Regions from separate parts of the Mus musculus genome. Here regions 2 and 3 are each linked to region 1. A link is a loop called in an ENCODE intact Hi-C map of the cell type or tissue named here. Cell type or tissue: left cerebral cortex. All regions are shown on one strand.

Region 1 (2,500 bases):
AGAGCTGAAGGGGTCTGCAACCCTATAGGTGAAACAACAATATGAATTAACCAGCACCCCCAGAACTCTTGTCTCTAGATGCATATGTAGCAGAAGATGGCCTAGTCGGCCATCATTGGGAAGAGAGGCCCCTTGGTCTAGCAAACTTTATATGCCCCAGCACAGGGGAACACCAGGGCCAAGAAGTGGGAGTGAGTGGGTAGGAGAGCAGGGCAGGGGGAGGGTATAGGGGACTTTCGGGATAGCATTTGAAGTATAAATGAAGAAAATATCTAATAAGAATAAATGTGGGGAAAACAAAAACGAAAACAAACAAACAAAAAAAAACATGGCAGTAAAAACAGCCAACATTGGCCTTAGACCTGAAAAAGAAGTGTCTATTCAGTTCCCACATTCTGTGATTAGGACCAGTGGCTTGGACACTTTTCAATGAGATTTTCACTGGATGATAAGGACTGTGCTGGACAGTGAATTTTTTATGAGTTCTATGTCATGTTTCTTCTGGTTTCCAGGAAAGTGATAAGACCATGATCAAACCCTCCCAGACTGTACCTGCAATTTCCCCAAGGGAGCCTCACAGCCTCCTGGCTTAGGAAAGTCCCCTTGAGGGTGGTTCATATCCCAATACTAATGACTCAGTCACTATCTGGTCTGGTCCTGCCATCAAATCAGACCTTTTTCTACACAAGGAAGTTTTACTGTTCTCTTGAACAGAAGCCCTTGAGAGAAGGTGCCCTTGAAAGACCTGGAACTTTGGAACAACAACAACAACAACAACAACAACAACAACAACAACAACAACAACAACAGCAAACCAACCAACCAAACAAACATCAGGAATTGGTACCCAGCAGCAATGGGTAAGCTTCTTGTTTGACAAATATGCACTGTTGAGCAAACAGCTGCTTTTCATATGCTTCAAGTCTGGGAAGCTACGAGTGAAATTCAGAAACTAGCTTAATGAACTGTGGTGCTTCACTGAGCTCCGCCTAAATCCCTTCTGTGCTGCAGCGGCATATTCACAGAGCTCTAACCAGAAGGTAAAATCAAAATCTGCCTGCAAGTAGTAGAACCTGCTGAGGGTGTGGGACTTCAGATCAGCTGCAATGCATGGGAATGCCACAGGTGTCTGTTTCTCTCCCAACACCAAGGCGGTTTCTCAGTCTCCTGCTTCGGAAACAGAAATAAGAAGGCTGTCCATAGTTGTTAATATTCTCCCTCCTTCCGCCTCTTGAACACGCCCCTCAATCTTCCCTAGCTCCCGAATGATACTAATGATAGTATAGTAGCAGGAAAATAGTTTCCTGGCATCCACCCGGCTTTCTTGCCCCTCAACCACACTCTTGCTCCATCCTGGTCAACGCCCCCACCTAGTGGCTCAACATTGCCAGCTTCCAGTCCGTTTTCAATAGCTTTTAACTGGTGCTGAGCTAGTTAGTAAGATAATGAAGGCACCTCATGTAGGTAGATCGAGTTGAAGACTGGAGGATGGGGCACCTTAAAATGTGGTGGAAAAAAATGCTTAATATGCTGAAGTCTCTGATCTTAGGAAAAGGAAAAGAGGAAAAAAGGTGGTGTTTTTATCCTCGCGGCATCTACTGCAACACAGCTTAAACCTTAAACCTTAGTTAAAAAGCCCCCTTCCAAAGCTTGGAAGATTTTTTTTTTTAGGACACTAGCTGCCAAATGAAAGTATACTGATTTAGTTGACTGTAAGCAACTGTCTTTGCCTCTCCTAAAATATAACTGCTGTAAAACTGGATCTGAATTTGCCCCGTTTGTCTCCATATTCCTAATGCAGAGGAAAACACTCAGCATCAGTTATGCTTTCTAATTTTTGTCTGCCTTGCTGGCTTAGAGGGGCAAGAACTCAGGGAATTTGGTTTGGGACTTTGTCACCTTCAGTCTCTTGTAAAGGTCTGAAATTGCTCCACCCTTAAAACTGGATGGCCAATAGAGCAGATGATCCTGGCTGAGCTCTGGGATGGAACGATTTGAGGTGTAAAAAAAAAAAAAAAAAACACTTGCAGAGAAACTGATGATTTCAATTATAATGTGACTCTTACTAGATCCATTCAACATATCAAACACACACTTAGGCTCGCGGGAATTCTAGTGGGAACCTTAGTCCTTAACACGGGGAGAATACATTGCCATTTACTTTGCTTTTGATTCCTAAGTAGACCCTGTATTTGTTTCTGTTCAGATTGGAGGCGAAACCAAGGCTAGGGAATCTGCTCCGGGTTTGGGGACCCAGCTGCTATGCTTACTGCCCCCTATGGCAGAATTGCTAACCTTTTGCCTAGGGCAAAGGAGACAGTGGTGACTGTAGTTGTGATGGCTCAGAGACCCCTTTATTTTTCCTTTTCTGGGAGGGCTGAGTGGAAGAACTTCTTACTGAAAAGTCGGGCGCTGAGCTGCGGAGCCACTGGGGCGGGAGGATGGGGTGGAAGGTTTAATTTCGCATACAGTAGGCTTCTCTTTATGACACTGTTTTACA
Region 2 (2,500 bases), 1.0 Mb before region 1:
ATTTCTGAGTTCAAGGCCAGCCTGGTCTACAAAGTGAGTGCCAGGACAGCCAGGGCTACACAGAGAAACCCTGTCTTGAAAAACAAACAAAACAAAACAAAACAAAACAAAACAAAACAAAACAAAAGTGGTACATTTACACAATGGAGTCCTACTCAGCTATTAAAAAGAATGAATTTATGAAATTCCTAGGCAAATGGATGGACCTGGAGGGCATCATCCTGAGTGAGGTAACCCAATCACAAAAGAACTTACATGGTATGTACTCACTGATAAGTGGATATTAGCCCAGAAACTTAGAATACCCAAGATGCAAGATACAATTTGCAAAACACATGAAACTCAATAAGAATGAAGAACAAAGTGTGGACACTTTGCCCCTTCTTAGATTTGGGAACAAAACACCCATGGAATGAGTTATTGAGACAAAGTTTGGAGCTGAAACCAAAGGCTGGACCATCTAGAGACTGCCATACCTGGGGAACCATCCCATAATCAGCCTCCAAATGCTGACACCATTGCATACACTAGGAAGACTTTGCTGAAAGGACCCAGATACTGCTGTCTCTTGTAAGGCTATGCCGGGGCCTAGCAAACACAGAAGTGGATGGATCACAGAACCCCCAATGGAGGAGCTAGAGAAAGTACCCAAGGAGCTGAAGGGGTCTGCAACCCTATAGGTGGAACAACAATATGAACTAATTAGTACCCCCCAGAGCTCATGTCTCTAGCTGCATATGTATCAGAAGATGGCCTAGTCAGCCATCATTGGCAAGAGAGGCTCCTTGGTCTTGCAAACTTTATATGCCTCAGTACAGGGTAACGCCAGGGCCAAGAAGTGGGAGTGGGTGGGTAGGAGAGTGGGTGGGGGTGGAGGGTATGGGGGACTTTTGGGATAGCATTGGAAATGTAAATGAAGAAAATTCTTAATTTAAAAAATGAGAAGGATTGCTGGCATTTTTTTTTGTATTTTCTACTTATTATTTAAACACAAACTCTTATTTATTTTAAGCAGATATCAGAACTCAGAAGGGACATGTGTAAGACTGGTGTGAAGCAAGTGAAGTTGAAATTGGGTTTACCCTCTGTTGTGCGCAGCTGGGTGAGAGCTGTTTAACAGGGGAGGAACATAGGCTTCAATACTAAGGCTGCTTCCTCCTGGTGATGTCTGTTCAGATGTAGTGGTGCATTTATTCTTGTCATTCATGGGTCATTCTTCACCATATTCATCCAGTGAGGCAACACTCCTGTATCTTTTTAGAGTTCAATTAGATTGACTTTGTATGCTGAATTTTACTTTAAAGTTGGCCACTAGAGGGCATTGCTTTATTTCAATAGAGGGGAATGAAATAAACCCAAATGTTGTCCTAATTTTAGGAAAGTATCTGTCTAGTATAAAGGAAAACGTAGCCATACACTATTCCAATTGTAATCTTAGTTCTTCTTAGTTGTTTCACCATTTTCCCTGTTTTTTTTCTTTTTTCTTCTCAGGCAGGGTCTCACTATATAGCCCAAGCTAGACTGGATCTTACTATGTATCTCAGGCTGGTCTCAAACTCATGACTTTCCTGCCTCAGCTTAACAAGTACTAGAGTTACAGATATGCACCCGTTCATGCTTTAGTCTGTTGCCTTCTTTTGACTTTATCACTCCTCTTCCTCAGGCCTTTCTTTCAAATATATGCCACTTTTACACCATATGATATGAATTTAACACAAAGGTATAAATGTTTAGTTTTCATTAGTGTTTTCCACAAAACAAAAACAACACCACAAAACCCATGAAGCTGAGATGGGGACATGGTGGGAGGGAGGGAGGGGAGGCTGAGGGTCTTAAAGGTGTGTAAGGAGAGGAAGAGATGAGTGTGCCCGGAATGCATGGTACACATGCACAAAAATCATAAAAGAATAAACTTGAATTAAGAAAAAAACAAACATAAATTGTTATCTTCTGTTACAATAAATGTGTACACATGCCCATGTATTTTCACACATATGCTGTACATATATCAATGCTTGGGAGGGAGATACTGAGGTTTATAAATGCAACACAGCTTGGATCTTACTAATATGAAGCAGCAGATGATGGTCATGCCAATGAATGAGTGGTGGGCTGATCTGGCCGCATTCTGGCTTATTTCACACCATACTTCTGTCTTAGAAACTTCAGTATTATAACTGGTAGTCAACTACCTTTGTTATTCAGCTAAGATTAAGATAGCCAAGAAACAAATGAGGCTAAGAGTATGAGCCTGAGAGTCTAAAGGCAGTCTCTCCATGTGGTTTCTTACATAAGGTCCCCCAATCCCTGTTAATGAAAGGAAAACACTCCTATACTTTGGTGAACTTCAGGGAAGAAAGAAAGAATGCTTATATATTAACGAACCCAGTCATATTATTGACTTTTTCAATGACAAAACAACAACAACAAAAAAGACCTAGGTGTGTTAGCACAGTCAGCTGCAATCATGGCGTTGAAAAGTGGGCTGGATAGGAAATAC
Region 3 (2,500 bases), 1.2 Mb before region 1:
GCTTTGCCCAGCATTACTATATGTTTGGGAAGAAAGGGAAGATTTTCACTTCTGCTTAGTCTAGTATCTGGATCTAAAATCATTAAAGATCAAAATTATTACCTGCTCTTGTTAGACAATGGTTCTTTTTACCCTCTATTCTTTTCTTACATTTTTCTAATTTGACTCATGGTGATGAACAGAGTAATCAGTTTTTTTTTTTTTTTTTTTTTTTAGTTCCCCTAGCATCTAGAAATGGTGATCTAATTCTCACCAGCAAGACTAACAGCAATAAGGGACAGAAGCATCTGGTGCTGTCTGTCCTGTGTCACTTTCCTCAACCTTGACCCTGACCTAATATCTACATCTACAACAACTGTATGTGACAGTGAGGTGACAGGCAGGAAGACAAAAGCCTGTGTAAGGAGGGTAGAATGGAGAGCTGGACAGATCATTAGGGACTGATATCAGCAATACTATCAGAGGAAACACAGTTTCTCTTGTAGAGACAAACTCTTATTCTATGAGTCATTCTTACTCATAATTACTTGGCTTGTGTGTGTGTGTGTGTGTGTGTGTGTGTGTGTGTGTGTGTGTGTGTGTGTAAGAGCACTCCTAATTCATATATATCTCTAATAGTTAGGATTTCCAAATTGGATGAGGATATTTGAAGAGTAATTTTTAGAGACATGCTTTTAACAAGAGTTCTTAGACTTTATAGAAAAATCATGCTTGCATTTGCACTGTGATTTTAAAATAAACTGCTGGCATTGGGTATAGATGACACATTAAAAGTGTCTGTATAAATTTGTTGGTTTTATGTTTGACATCCTGATGTTTTGTTCACTGATTTGCTTTTAAAAAAAATAGAGCTGTTCTTTGTTTTCTGTTTATAATACACTTACAAATTTTGGACTTTGTGTGATTCATGCATCTGGTTAATATGCAGTTTTACATTAAAGTAAATCAGATGTAAACTTATAGTATGTATGATCAGCATAAGATGTTCAACAAATCAGTAGGGAATGAATTGTAAGTAAATTTCTCAGTGGCTTTTTAAAAAAGATCTAAATGTTATTAGAGTGGAGAATGGGACTCTACCATTTAATTTTTTATATAACAAGGTAATAGATATTTAATTTTATGTGAAGAGCGTGGACTTGATAGACAGTTTCTAGAAGATGCTCTCTGTGTTTCCTCTCTGTCCTGTGCAGTGACAAGACAGTACATAAGATGGCAGTAGGAGATTACAAATGTTTCCTCTCTCAGTGCTCGGTCCAGAGAGCTAAGTCCATGACTGCAACAAACACCATTGTACAACACTCTCCAGGTTGCTAAGTGGCTTGTCTTCACCGACTATATTTTTCCTTTTTAATGTAAAGAAGAAAGTTACTAATTTTGATCTCCCAGACATTTTTCCTTTTTAATGAAAAGAAGAAAGGTACTAATTTGGATCTCCCATCTATCTTTTAAAGAAACTATGCACAATGTTATATTTTGGTTCATTTTCCCCTTATTAACTCTCTAAGAACCTAAGGTTCTTTGTGTGCTTTTCTGGCATCTTGACTTTTAGAAAGTAAGCTGGAGTTTCTTAGACTTTTTTTTTTAATTCCCAAAACTTTATTAAAATTTCTAAGTATTAAATACTTCATTAGCTGTTTTTGTCATGCATTTTTGGATTTGTTTCTTTTTTGAAAATGCAATTGTAGTGTTTTATTGTTATCATTTACAACATCCAAATGTTTTTTTTTGTGTGTGTGTGAGTGTGTGTGTGTGTGTGTTACCAATAAGGCTGACTAAACAAGATCTGGACAAGGAAAGACAAGGAAAACACCAATGGTCATGCTGACATGGAAGCAGGGAAGCTTAAGGGACTTCATCCTAGACAAAGAACTATAGGCAACTATGGTGCTAACTGGGAGATATAGTCTTTCTCAGGGTTATCCAACACCAAATGGGCATGCCTGAAATCATACATGAGTAACATTATACAAACTGAGAAGGTTGTATTTACATATTTAGGAACACACACCACACACATGCACACACACTACCACCACCACCACCACCACCACCATCACCACCACCACCACCAGCATCACTACCATTATTACTACCACCATTAATTAGAAAAAGAGGACCAAAACTCGAAGGGGGTGAGGGTTACATGACAGGATTTGGAAGGAGGAAAGGGAAGGGTAAAATGATCTCCATGAGTAAAGAAAATAATTTTTAAACAGTTAAGTAACATGTTTCAGGTCCCATGTAGAATCCAGTGGAAGAGCTGACATCCGAAAGGAGGACACCTGTTTTTAAAGACTGTGATTTTCTTGTTATGCAGTCAATAATTCTGTTAGGATCATATTTAAGGGCGATACAAACGAGTCCTAATTGGCACTAAAGTAGTCTCACTGTTGATACACACACACACACACACACACACACACACACACACACACACACACCCCTATATTTTCCCTCTCCTAAGCATGAATAACATGGTCAAATTAGACACAATCTA

Evidence for each region. A loop is a pair of places that touch in the nucleus more often than their neighbours do. Peaks named below come from ENCODE experiments on the same cell type or tissue, not always from the same donor. Only the 100,000 strongest peaks of a DNase experiment are listed, where the experiment ranks them.
Region 2: a loop joins it to region 1, with 4 times the contacts of the local background. A loop is called at or near these places in 7 of 42 quality-filtered maps.
Region 3: a loop joins it to region 1, with 5 times the contacts of the local background. A loop is called at or near these places in 9 of 42 quality-filtered maps.

The regions. Positions count from the first base shown.
Region 1 is chr9:81,634,164-81,636,663 of GRCm38, reverse strand. All of the region lies in intron 1 of D430036J16Rik (RIKEN cDNA D430036J16 gene), which reads right to left. Among named protein-coding and RNA genes, the nearest start is that of Htr1b, 1.6 kb to the right of the region's middle. In left cerebral cortex, CTCF peaks have their summits at 1,373 (motif pointing left) and 2,270; DNase peaks (open chromatin) are centred at 1,045, 1,328 and 2,266; H3K4me3 peaks cover 1,051 bases.
Region 2 is chr9:82,642,914-82,645,413 of GRCm38, reverse strand. No RefSeq gene overlaps it. Among named protein-coding and RNA genes, the nearest start is that of Gm35690, 100 kb to the right of the region's middle. In left cerebral cortex, a CTCF peak has its summit at 1,321 (motif pointing right); a DNase peak (open chromatin) is centred at 1,316.
Region 3 is chr9:82,813,458-82,815,957 of GRCm38, reverse strand. No RefSeq gene overlaps it. Among named protein-coding and RNA genes, the nearest start is that of Irak1bp1, 15 kb to the left of the region's middle. In left cerebral cortex, a CTCF peak has its summit at 1,214; a DNase peak (open chromatin) is centred at 1,225.